Regions from separate parts of the Homo sapiens genome. Here regions 2, 3 and 4 are each linked to region 1. The links are chromatin contacts, found by Hi-C or POLR2A ChIA-PET in ENCODE. All regions are on one chromosome and are shown on one strand. Each heading gives the region's core, a stretch centred on a gene start or an enhancer-like site at or near the end of the contact. The rest is flanking DNA. Distances are from core to core; before and after follow the strand shown. Region 1 holds the start of ADGRF3 (adhesion G protein-coupled receptor F3). Region 2 overlaps DNMT3A (DNA methyltransferase 3 alpha). Region 3 holds the start of EFR3B (EFR3 homolog B). Region 4 holds the start of SNX17 (sorting nexin 17).

Region 1 (2,700 bases), core at 134-2,633:
GACACCAGCAATCTTAATTTGGAACGGTTTGATAGAGCGGAGTGCGATGAGGCGGTCCAAGGTTCCTAAGCAACATAGACCTGAGGGGCTTGTCTCCAATGTCCTTTCACCTGTCTTTCAAGTCCCTCTGCTGACCGCACAAAGACTCCCGTGGCCCCGGCAGCAGCTCGGCCTTCTCTACATCTAACCACGTTTACTAAATTTCTACGGCACGCAGCGCACCGCACCAGGAGCTGGGAGCGGCTCGCGGTACAGACCTCCTTCCTCTTTTACTTCGCTGCAGCGGGAGAACTAAGTCCTCTTACCTGAGGCACTGCTGAACTGGTTCGCAAGCAGTCACTCTACCCCCAAGACTAAAACGGTATACCCCAGATCACCACGCAAGTGCGGATACCACAGAAATCCCACCTTCCCCCGGGACCGGGAGCAAAGCCCGCTGGGAAATTGACCTTTCACCCCCTCTCTTGCCTTACCTCAGCTCACCAATTTTGACGCTAGCAAATGAAGCGACGAAGAGAGCTGGAAGGCGGGACTTAGTGTTGCCTGATCCACGCCGATTGGACAACAGCAGTGTCGGGGGACGGGCCGCTCGAGCGGGCTAGCAACCCCCCCTCGATGGGCGGGGAGAAGCGTGGGCTGCGCTTGCGCACTGAGAGGCGGCCGAAGGGGCCGAGGCGGCTACGCGTGCGCGGTGGGCGGAGCGCGGCTCTCCTACCTTCTCGGGCAGCCCAGTCTTTGCCATCCTTGCCCAGCCGGTGTGGTGCTTGTGTGTCACAGCCTTGTAGCCGGGAGTCGCTGCCGAGTGGGCGCTCAGTTTTCGGGTCGTCATGGCTGGCTACGAATACGTGAGCCCGGAGCAGCTGGCTGGCTTTGATAAGTACAAGGTACCGCGGGCCGGCGGATGCCCCTCTCCCTGCTCCCGGCCTCGCCCAGGCGGCTGAGGGGCCCGCGCGGCGCGGTCCGTGTCACCTTGTGCCGCGTGGCTCCGGGCGGGCTGGCGGGCGTTCCTCCGGAGGTCCTGCGGGTCCTGGGGATTGGGGGTCGGGGAGCGTGGGAGCATCCTAAGCCCGCCGCCCGTAGTCGGCACCCCCCGGGAGATTTCCTTTTCCTTAGGAGAGCGCTCAGTGATCATGGAGCGAGGGAATTCCCTTCCTATTTTTTTTAAACTTATTATTTTCGTAAGCCCCCGAAAGGATGGAGTTCCTTCTGTTGTGTCAATCGCCTTCATTTTAGTGAAGTTTCCACTCGCCTGTCATGCATACAACTTCGGAGGAGGAGATGATCGTTTGGCAGATGAGGCCCGGGAGGGGAGCGACTTGCCGATGCCATCCTGCTGATGTCTCCACTTCTGCTCCCGGCAGGGACTTCCTAAGCGGCAGCTTGTGGCGCTAGGGCCACCAGATGAAAGGGAGGTGCACAGGAAGGAGCTGTGGAGTGGAAAGAGCGCGGGCTTTCGAGCACATACAAACCTGATTACAAAAGTCAGATTTCTTTATTTCGTCTTGGGCACGTCATTTTAACCCCGCTCAGCCTCTCTTTTGTGTATGAAACTGAAAGTAATAGCTTCTGCTGTGCAAAATGATTAGAGGAATTTGTGAAGCGCTTGGCAACATACTAGGACCCCAGTAAATAAATGCGGGTGGTTAACTTTCCTCCAAATCTGGTTCCCATCCGCAGTTCCTTTACCAATGAATGACTCTAACCATCCAGTCGACCAAGCCTGAAATATGGGCTTTAACCCTTCATCCTTGTTGTTACCCGTTCATCTTCACATCTTAGCTTAAATATTGCTTCCTCAAAGAAGCCCTCCCTACGTGCCCCTTTCCCCCTTAAATGTGCGCTCTGTTCGTTTATGGAATTGCTGCTTTAGCGTGTCTCGCCATTAGAATATAATGCCCAACTCATTAGAGTTTTCTTGTGGACCATCATGGCTTAAGCACAGTGCTATGTGCATACTAGGCACCCAGTAAGCATTTGTGGAATGAATGAATAACTGAAAAAGTCATAATGGATTTTGTTTAACTCGAGTTAAAAAAAAAAAAAGCAAGGGTCCTTAGAAGGTCACATAGCATGTTTCTCTGCTTTCAAGCCGTATTGTGCCATACCATTCTGAACCGAGGTGATGACTTGTCTTAACATTTTAAGTGGAAAGAGGGTCCAGAGCCTTCTTGGTAACTCGGGCCAGTGCTTTTCAACTTTCATTTTAGAAGGCTGTTAACCCAGATACCTCCTGTTTTGCCTTAAGCTCTACTCCCCTTTTGTTGTCTGTTCTGCAGGGTAAATATTGACATATAAAACATTTTCTTCCTTACTAGGGTCTGACTTTCTAAGTGCCAATAAAATAGCTATTTCAATGGGAGCAGTGTTTATAATAGGAAATCTCCTTTTTCTTATAAAGAATCTTCCCTAGATTTATATTTTCAACTAAATAAGTGTCTTAATTTACTAGAAGTTTCGTGTAATTTTCTGTTCTGATCTTTCCCCCTTTTTTATTATATAAGTTCCTGTATCTGACAGCAGATGACTTCCTATCATCCTGGAAAACAAAGGTCGATTTAGCAAGCGTCCAATGTTCACTAAAATAGTTTGTTGATATCATTTTAGTTATAATGAGGCTTCCTTGGGGAAAAAAAAGCACACATTTATAACCTAAATATTCTTCTATTGCAATTACTCAATACTGCATTTATATTAAAATTA
Region 2 (2,700 bases), core at 201-2,700, 1.1 Mb before region 1:
GCACAATCTCGGCTCACTGCAACCTCTGCCTCCTGGGTTCCAGTGATTCTCCTGCCTCAGCCTCCCAAGTAGCTGGGATTACAGGTGCCCGCCACTATGCCCAGCTAATTTTTGTATTTGTAGTACAGATGGGGTTTCAACATGTTGGCCAGGCTGGTCTCAAACTCCTGACCTAAGGTGATCCACCCGCCTCGGCCTCCCGAAGTGCTGGGGTTACAGGTGTGAGCCACTGCGTCCAGCCCAAAAAAGTCTTTTTAAATTTTAGTAGAGACCTAAAATTGAGAAAATGTATCTATGATCTAATTTTTCCTGGGAGTTGAGGAAAGAACCCTTTTTTTCACTGTAACTGAGGGCAGGCCTCCATACTGCTTCTTCAAGGGAGCAGAGTTTGAGAATCATGGAATTTCTGAAAGTTCTTCCGGTTCCTAAAAGTCATAGTCTAAGCTTCTTGCCCCAGGGCTAAATGAGAACAGAAACACTTCGCTCACAGAACCAGGAGCTAAAAAGCAAAGCCCCTGTTTCTGGGTTGCGGGGAACCCAGGAGTGCAGCGACTGACTTGGAGAGAAGAGCCCCATTCCTGAATTTCCACCCCAAACACAACATTCCACGCACAGGGGTAAGTGCCTCTCCTCCCAGACCTCAGACAGGCTGCCCTTTCTCCGGGCTCTTCCGGGAAAGTAATTTCTGCCTTCCTGGATCCCAGAGGAAAAGAAAACAATCAAGCAGCCAGAACCCCCACCCTGTTCTGCACTTTCTCTTTTTTTTTTTTTTTTGAGACGGAATTTTGCTCTGTTGCCCAGGCTGGAGTGCAGTGGCTCAATCTCGCCTCACCGCAACCTCCACCTGTCGGGTTCAAGCAATTCTCCTGCCTCAGCCTCTTGAGTAGCTGGGACTATAGGCACGCACCACCACACCTGGCTAATTGTTTGTATTTTTTTTTTTTTTGAGACAGAGTTTTGCTCTTGTTGTCCAGGCTGGAGTGTAGTGGTGTGATCTCAGCTCACTGCAACCTCCGCCTCCCGGGTTCAAGTGATTCTCCTGCCTCAGTCTCCTGAGTAGCTGGGATTACAGGCGCCTGCCACCATGCCCGGCTAATTTTTTGTCTTTTTAGTAGAAACAGGGTTTTGCCATGTTGGGCAGACTGGTCTCGAACTCCTGACCTTAGGTGATCCGCCCGCCTCAGCCTCCCAAAGTGCTGGGATTACAGGCATGAGCCACCACGCCTGGCTAATTTTTTGTATTTTTGGTAGAGACAGGGGTTCACCAAGCTAGCCAGGCTGGTCTCGAACTCCTGACCTCCTTTCAGCTTCCCAAAGTGCTGAGATTACAGGTGTAAGCCACCGCGCCTGGCCTCTGTTCTGCACTTTCTCTAGAGAAAGCTCTCACACAAAGGCGAACAGACAAACAGGGCCGCCTTCCCCTGGAGGCCTGGGGTAAAGACGAAATGAGAGCTGAGTTCACGTGAAGTGCCCCACGTGGTGGCAGTTTCCTCTCTTTTCCTGTGCAGCTAGGTCACCACCCACTTCTCTTTGTACCCAGTTCTCTACTAATCAAACATACAAGACAGCTCAAAAATTGTGCGTGGCGAGTTGATTTCCCTCCTCAGTCTTTCAGCCTCCATTTTCTCACCTCTCTGCATGGCTGAAGCCCTCCACGGGCTGTTCCCACCTCCCCGACCCCCACAGAAGCTTCTCTATAAAGTCACCAGCTCCTTTCCAGGTTGTCCAACGCCATGGGCATGTCTCAGTGAATTCAGCTTTCCCTAGGGCTGGGCAGCCACCCTCTGGGAAAACCCCGTGCTTCCCCAGACACCGCTCTGTACTGCTTTCTCCCTCAGTCCCTACTGCCTGCCACTCCTCCTCTCCATGTGGCCCAGAAATGTCGGGGTTTTCATGGACATGTTCTGAGACTTCGTCTCTCCTCCTTCTCCCCTTGCTGAGCCCTTAAGTTCCCATGGATTTAAATGCCAGGGTTCTGCTCTCAAATCCCACCTCTGTCGCCCGTACTTCCCTACAGCCCAGACTCCAGGCACCTGGCATCTCACACGGAGCCCTCAATTCCCACCTGTCCCAAACTCATCCTCCCCTGGGTCTTCCCATCTGAGCAAATGGCACAACCATCACCAGGTGTTCAGGCCAGACCCCTGTGAGTCCTCCTTGAGTCCACCAGTTCCCCTCCCTGCCGGTCCATCAGCAAGCCCTAGCTATTCTAGCTCCAAAATACACCCCAAAGCTCTTCTCTGTCTCCACTGCTGCCTCTCAAATCCACATCACATCCTTCCTGTGCACAGAAACCTTCTATGGCTGCCCAGTATTGTCAGAAGTAAGCCAGCTTTTGGGCAGACTCTGCAGGTCTCCAACTGATGTGTGGAGCCCCGCCTGCCTCTCTGGCTGCATCTGGCCCTTTCTCCTTTGCCATTTCACCCTGGCATACAGTTTGCCAAACAAGTCAAGGCCTTGCTGGTGCTGTTTCCTCTGCCTAGAACACTCTCCCTGACCCCACTCCTCACAGAGCCAGCTCTTCGGTTCCTTCAGACCTTAACTGAAATGCCACCTCCTCCAAGAAGCCTGTCTTGACCACCCCAACTAAAGCAGGCCTCTGCTATCTTCTATTTCAGCCCCTTGTTTCTTTATGTTCTGCCTGTCTCCCCCATCAGAATGTCAACTCCATGAGAGCAGGAACCGTATACGCCCAGGGTC
Region 3 (2,700 bases), core at 154-2,653, 1.3 Mb before region 1:
TCATGTAGATTTTATTCCAGTTTCCCAACAGTCCTGCAGGAAGCTGGGGTTGAGAGAGTAGATCATTGGCCTACAGACACACAGCCCAGCCTAACAACATAAATTAACCTCTCAACGTTAAATGAAGTAAAATGAAGTTCAGTTCTTAAGTATCTTTAAGTTCCTTTCCTCTCTAACTTCTACTAGTAGAATATTTCTACCAGTAGAAAAAAACAAAAGAAAACCCAAACAACTCTCAACCATGGGCCAAGAGAAACTAAGAAATCGATATTGAAAGGCCAGGAGGGGCAGGAGAAGTGGCTCAGGCCTGTAATCTCAGCACTTTGGGAGGCCGAGGCGGGCGGATCACTTGAGGTCAGGAGTTCCAGACCAGCCTGGCCAACATGGTGAAATCCCTTCTCTACCAAAAAATACAAAAATTAGCCGGGCGTGGTGGCACGCACCTGTAGTCCCAGCTACTCTGGAGGCTGAGGTGGAAGAATCGCTTGAACCCAGGAGGCGGAGTTTGCAGGGAGCCGAGATAGTGCCACTGTACTCCACCCTGGGCGAGAGTGAGACTCCATGTCAAAAAAAAAAAAAAAAAAAAAAAAAAAAAAAAAAAAGACGGGAACGTGTGCAATGTAAAGAAGGCTGGATGAGAAGCCCAGGGAAGTCCTGAGCTAGCTTAGGAGAGATCTTCAGGTGTGGGCGTAGGCATGAGCCGCTGCCTCTCTGTGCCTGTTCCTCATAGGGTCACGGCAGGTGCAGAGCTGGAATTCAAGTCGGCGCTGGGGCTCAGCTGGAGAGGATCCTGGCGGCAAAGCTTGCGAATTACACATATAAATCAGGGAGAGGAAAAGCAAGCGGACTTCCTGCAGCCCTTGGGGGTTGGGAGTGGGGTGCGTTTCCTGCGTCCCTGACCCGGGAAGGACGCTGTTTGGTGGTAGCAAGCACCTAGCCAGAGAGTGGCTGGGCACCTAGCCAGAGAGTAGCTGGTAGGGCGCAGCTGAGGGCTGGAGGGCTTCATCAGAGAACGGCGCTCAGCTAAGGTACCTAGCCAGGAGAGGGTGGAAGTCATTCCCCAATTCCCATCCTTGCGCCCCCCGGCTTAGCCCACGCAGCCTGGACAGAACTGGAGGAGGGGTGCACCTGCAGCTCTCAGCGCCCCGGCTGACCTCGAGGACCCCAGGTTAGGGAGAGCTTCCGAGCGCTCCGACAGGAGCAGGGAGTTGGGGTGGGTAGCTCCGCAGGTGCACGCTGCGGCCCTTAGGGCGACAGCCTCGGAAAAGGCGCATCTCCGGCTGTGGGTTTCTCGGGGGCGGGGCGCAGGGGCGGGGCGGGGCGAGGGGCTCGCAGAGGCCTCGGGTTGGCCGAGCCGGGAGGGAGGAGCATTAGTATTAGCATAGCCCCCGCCCCCTGCGCGCAGCAGTGCCCAGCAACCCGAGCGGAGGCGGCCGCTGCAGCCCGGCGCTGAATGGGCTGGCGGCGCCCGGCTCCGTCCTGCCCGCGGCCGGCCCCCGCGTCTGCTCCCTCCCCGCCCGGGCCCCTGTCGGCCGCCGCCAGTCCCCGCCCCGACTGTGAATGAAAGGCGGGCGCCGCCGAGGGCTGGCTGGGAACGCCGCAGCGACGCCGGCCTCTCGAGAGGCGCGCGCCCCGCCGAGATGTACGGTAAGGAGGGCTCCGCGCCCGGGCCCGGGCCCGCGGGGGCGACTCCGCAAACTTCCCCGGCGCGGACCATTGTCCCCCTGCACGGCCCTGGCGCGGGGCCAGGCCGCTGACCTGGTGCCCGGCGGGGCTGTTGCGGTCGCTCTGTGCGCGCGCGTCTGCGCTGCGAGGACAAAGATGCCTCGGGCCGGGGACCCTGGGGTCCTCTCCAGGCCCGGCGCGTGCCGGTGCTGGGCGGTGGTCCTTCGGGGGGCGGAGGCTCAGGGGAAAGCGGGTCTCCCGGAGCCGAGCAGACCGGGAGTGCTGGAGGAGGTGGTCGTGTGGCAGCATTTGCGGAATTAACAAAAGCGGTTTGTGCCTGGGAGTTTTCTGTGGGAAGCCGGTCCAGGGCTGAGGGAGACGCCCGCGGCCGGTCGTCTGCGCGGCTCGGAGAAGGCGGGAGGCGGCGCCGGCGGCGCAGAGGCCCGGGGAGCAGCCAGTGGCCGAGTCTCGTCTCGCCCGCCTGAATGGACTCGGCCTCTGCCTGCCCCTGCCGCCCCGCGGGATCCAGGTTCACCAACTTCCAGATTTTCCCTCCGCAGTGATGAAGGGAGGAGACGCTGCTGAGAGGGTGCAGCACAGCCCTGACCTCTCCCCGCCTCCACCGCCATCCCCTCAACTGCCGTGCAACAGTTAGCCAGACCCTCACGATGCACGGCTCTGCTTGATCATTTGCTAGGACTCCCTCTGGTTTTGCAGGCAGTGTGGGTGAAGAAGAGAGAGCGCGTTGGGTCCCACATTGCAGCTCTGATGAATGGAGCACTGGAGACCTAGACCAGTCTAGGAATGGACTGCATTCCTGAGCCTGCAGCCCACCAAGGGCTGTGCGTGTGTGTGTGATCCCGGTAGACATAAGTCCATGAAAACCCAGGTCTCTGGCAGCTCTTCTAGTGCCAGCAAAATAATTGGAGCTGTGCTCACCTCCCACCCCCACTGCAAGGTAGGGGCTCAGGCTGCACTTGAGGGGTCAGTGTTTGGAGAAGAGTGCGTTCCCAATTTAACCCATCACTGAGGCTG
Region 4 (2,700 bases), core at 1-2,500, 1.0 Mb after region 1:
CTCTACCAGCTCCACACCCCAGCCCTTTAAAAGAGACCCCTCACTCACCTTGACATTGGGCTGCAGATACAGCAGAGCCAGTCTCTGGTTCTGCCCCCTTTTCTTCCTTCCGTTTCTTCTTCTGCTGTTTCTTTTCCTTCCGAAGCTGCAGCTTTTCTTCTTTGGTCATTTCCCTCCCCACTGCCTGAGACACAGACATAGGATACTGCTCTTCCCCAACAATTCCAAAGGGGAACAAATACTATTGGATGCTTACAAGATTTCCACATGGTTAAATCCCTAGTTCTTCCTAACTTCCACAAGCTACCTGTTGCAAGCTTACATCCACAGAGGCTGACGTTTCTCCTCCAGGGACAGAATCATATATCCCTAGGGTTGCAAGACCTCTGTAAAATCTCCTGGCTTTACTGAGAAATAAACCGACACGGGATGGGAGCTGGGGCGGAATAAAGCTGGCACAGCCTCCTGCGTAGCGCTTGGCAGGCGGCTTGGGAGGGAAGCCTCACTTACCCCAGGCCCAGGGGGAAGCTCCGCCTTCATCCCGGATCCCGAGTCTGCATCAGAAAACAGGGCACAAAGTGAGCCAGAGAGACTCCGGGAGGGTTTGGGGGCACGAGTACTCGGCGCAGCCGGCTGCTGGGTTGGCATGACCACGGATCCGCCGGCAGGCGCGAGGCGAGCCAGGGATCCGCGTGGGGACGCACTGCGCGGCGGATCAAAGGAATGGAGGGGTCACCGACCCTCCTCACAGCAACCAGCCGGTGCGCGGCGCGGGACTGCGCTCGAGACTGTGTAGACCGGAGCCCAGCGTGGCGCTGGAACGGAGCGGCGGGGCCCAAAGGCGCTCAAGGCCCGGCACTAGCTGTCCGGAGCTCGTCGGCTCCGCGTACCAGTAGGCAGGCCCGGCTCTTCACTCACCCTCGCGAACAGCCACGGCCACAGCAGCCATCGCCCTCAGTCCTAGGCTCCGCCCGCCGTGGTCACGGAGCCGCCCCGCTGCCTCGCTCCGCGGCTGCAGGGTCCACAGCGCCACCTGGGCTGGAGGCTGAGCCGCAGAAGCGAAGCGCGCAGCCCCAATCGGACTACAATTTCCGACGGGCCCCGAGGCCCCGCCCCGCACTACGGGTTGCAATGAGGGCCAACTCCACTTTGGGCTCCCTATCCGGACAGGTGGCTCTTGCCCTTTAGACTACAGTTCCCAGCATGCCCAGGCGATTGCGTCCCAGAACCGACGTCCCACCGCCTTCCCACATCGGATCGCAGGGCTCCCAAAATGGCGAGTGAGGCTGCGGGGACTCGCTGAGCAGCGGAGGGGGAGCGTGCAGAGCCGCTGCGGCCCTCACAGTCCGGAGCCCGGCCGTGCCGTGCCGTAGGGAACATGCACTTTTCCATTCCCGAAACCGAGTCCCGCAGCGGGGACAGCGGCGGCTCCGCCTACGTGGTGAGGAGCGGCCGGAGCCGAGCCGGGCCGGGCAGGGGCGGGGATAACGGGCCCGAGCCATCTCGGAGCGGCCTCTGAGGCCTGACCGCCACCCTTCGGGCCTGGTCCTGGGCCGCCGACTCCCGACGGCCTCTCTGGGAGCTTATCTCATGTGTGTGATTCGTGCAGTGGTCGCCCGAGCTCCTGTAGGCCCTTAGGCCGGGTCGCTTCCCCGAGCTAGGCCGCAGCTGCCCTGGTGGGCGTCACTGGCCTCTTGGGCAGTGAGACTGCAACACAAGCGTCCGAATTTCCCCCGGACTGGCTCTTCAGCTTTGGGACTTGGCCCTGGCGAAAACAAGCGAACTATCCCTCGGGAGATTAGCGCGTTACTCCGGCGAGTTGCCAGGCAACTTCCGGCCAGGGTTCTCAGGGGGGTTGCGCAGACCGCAACCCTAAAATGCTTGACTACTTTTGTGTCCTCAGGCCTATAACATTCACGTGAATGGAGTCCTGCACTGTCGGGTGCGCTACAGCCAGCTCCTGGGGCTGCACGAGCAGGTGGGACTAGCACCCCTGCCTTGAGACAGCTTCAAGCCCTTCCCTACACGTGGACATCAGTGTCTCCCTTTACCCGCTCTTCTTGTTCCCGTAGGCTGTAGTTCCCCTTTAATCACTGCCACAGGGTAGGGCCCTGGTTTATCTTGTCTGACATTTCCGGGAACTCCCTAAGAAGCTTAATGTCCGCGCAACAACTGCTCCTTCCTGTTCTTATATTCTGGTTTTCTGTCCAGTCTTACTGCTCTAGTAGCCTTTACCCCTGCATGGACAAACCAACCCCTCCCCCCACTACCTCCACCCAGGCTGTCAAAGCACATTCCTTCTGTCATCTGAGCGGCAACTTGAAATTCTTTTCCCTGCTTATACAAACGATTCACCGATTTCCTTTTGTGTTCTTCGGCTCATTTCAGTGTGTTTAGCTGTGCCAATTATCGTTATGTATCTGTGATGCAATGTTTCTCCTCCTTCCTTACCAGATCTTAAACTCTATTTAACTCAGTAGAGCTCCACTGATAATTAGTTGTGCAACCCTGAACAAGTTACCTGATATCTTTTTTTGGGACGGAGTTTCTCTCTTGTTGCCCAGGCTGGAGTGCAGTGGCACGATCTCGGCTCACTGCAACCTCTGCCTCCTGGGTTCAAGCGATTCTCCTTCCTCAGCCTCCTGAGTAGCTGGGATTACAGGCGGCTGCCTCCACACCCAGCTAATTTTTGTATTTTTA

The links. Hi-C counts contacts between places; a loop is a spot of excess contacts on that map. ChIA-PET counts read pairs that join two places held with the same protein, here RNA polymerase II (POLR2A). Pooled maps may share reads with other maps.
Region 2: a loop to region 1 is called in a pooled map, with 3 times the contacts of the local background. The contact joins the enhancer-like site here to the promoter of ADGRF3 in region 1. A Hi-C loop is called at or near these places in 1 of 168 maps with a recorded cell type or tissue (CD4-positive, alpha-beta memory T cell) and 5 of 50 pooled maps. POLR2A ChIA-PET finds 5 or more read pairs at or near these places in 1 of 52 experiments (activated CD4-positive, alpha-beta T cell).
Region 3: a map of ascending aorta shows a loop between it and region 1 (5-fold over the local background). The contact joins the promoter of EFR3B here to the promoter of ADGRF3 in region 1. A Hi-C loop is called at or near these places in 1 of 168 maps with a recorded cell type or tissue (ascending aorta), 1 of 37 single-sample maps with no recorded cell type and 7 of 50 pooled maps. POLR2A ChIA-PET finds 5 or more read pairs at or near these places in 1 of 52 experiments (Caco-2).
Region 4: a map with no recorded cell type shows a loop between it and region 1 (11-fold over the local background). The contact joins the promoter of SNX17 here to the promoter of ADGRF3 in region 1. A Hi-C loop is called at or near these places in 1 of 37 single-sample maps with no recorded cell type and 8 of 50 pooled maps. POLR2A ChIA-PET finds 5 or more read pairs at or near these places in 2 of 52 experiments (A673 and T-cell).

Annotation. Positions count from the first base shown.
Region 1 is chr2:26,345,406-26,348,105 of GRCh38, forward strand. It overlaps ADGRF3 (adhesion G protein-coupled receptor F3), which reads right to left and starts at 1,384. Exons shown (of 14, transcript NM_001321971.2): 1 at 716-1,384. The coding sequence starts at 829. SELENOI (selenoprotein I) reads left to right here and starts at 738. Exons shown (of 10, transcript NM_033505.4): 1 at 738-884. The coding sequence starts at 828. RefSeq lists enhancers at 203-342, 663-1,430, 1,543-1,642 and silencers at 553-782, 833-892, 953-1,002.
Region 2 is chr2:25,272,046-25,274,745 of GRCh38, forward strand. The region is part of intron 6 of DNMT3A (DNA methyltransferase 3 alpha); the gene reads right to left. Among named protein-coding and RNA genes, the nearest start is that of MIR1301, 55 kb to the right of the region's middle. RefSeq lists an enhancer at 1,005-1,505. Within about 2 kb of position 1,451, at least 19 of the 41 ENCODE cell types and tissues checked have a DNase peak (open chromatin) inside an H3K27ac peak, as active enhancers do.
Region 3 is chr2:25,040,673-25,043,372 of GRCh38, forward strand. It overlaps EFR3B (EFR3 homolog B), which reads left to right and starts at 1,404. Exons shown (of 23, transcript NM_014971.2): 1 at 1,404-1,647. The coding sequence starts at 1,641. RefSeq lists enhancers at 412-1,361, 1,362-2,310 and silencers at 1,268-1,887, 2,018-2,097, 2,208-2,337, 2,668-2,700.
Region 4 is chr2:27,369,366-27,372,065 of GRCh38, forward strand. SNX17 (sorting nexin 17) reads left to right here and starts at 1,251. Exons shown (of 15, transcript NM_014748.4): 1 at 1,251-1,441; 2 at 1,904-1,978. The coding sequence starts at 1,379. EIF2B4 (eukaryotic translation initiation factor 2B subunit delta) reads right to left here and starts at 973. Exons shown (of 13, transcript NM_001034116.2): 1 at 919-973; 2 at 511-554; 3 at 49-184. The coding sequence starts at 949. RefSeq lists enhancers at 219-1,180, 654-933, 1,154-1,243, 1,181-2,142, 1,264-1,323 and 1 more.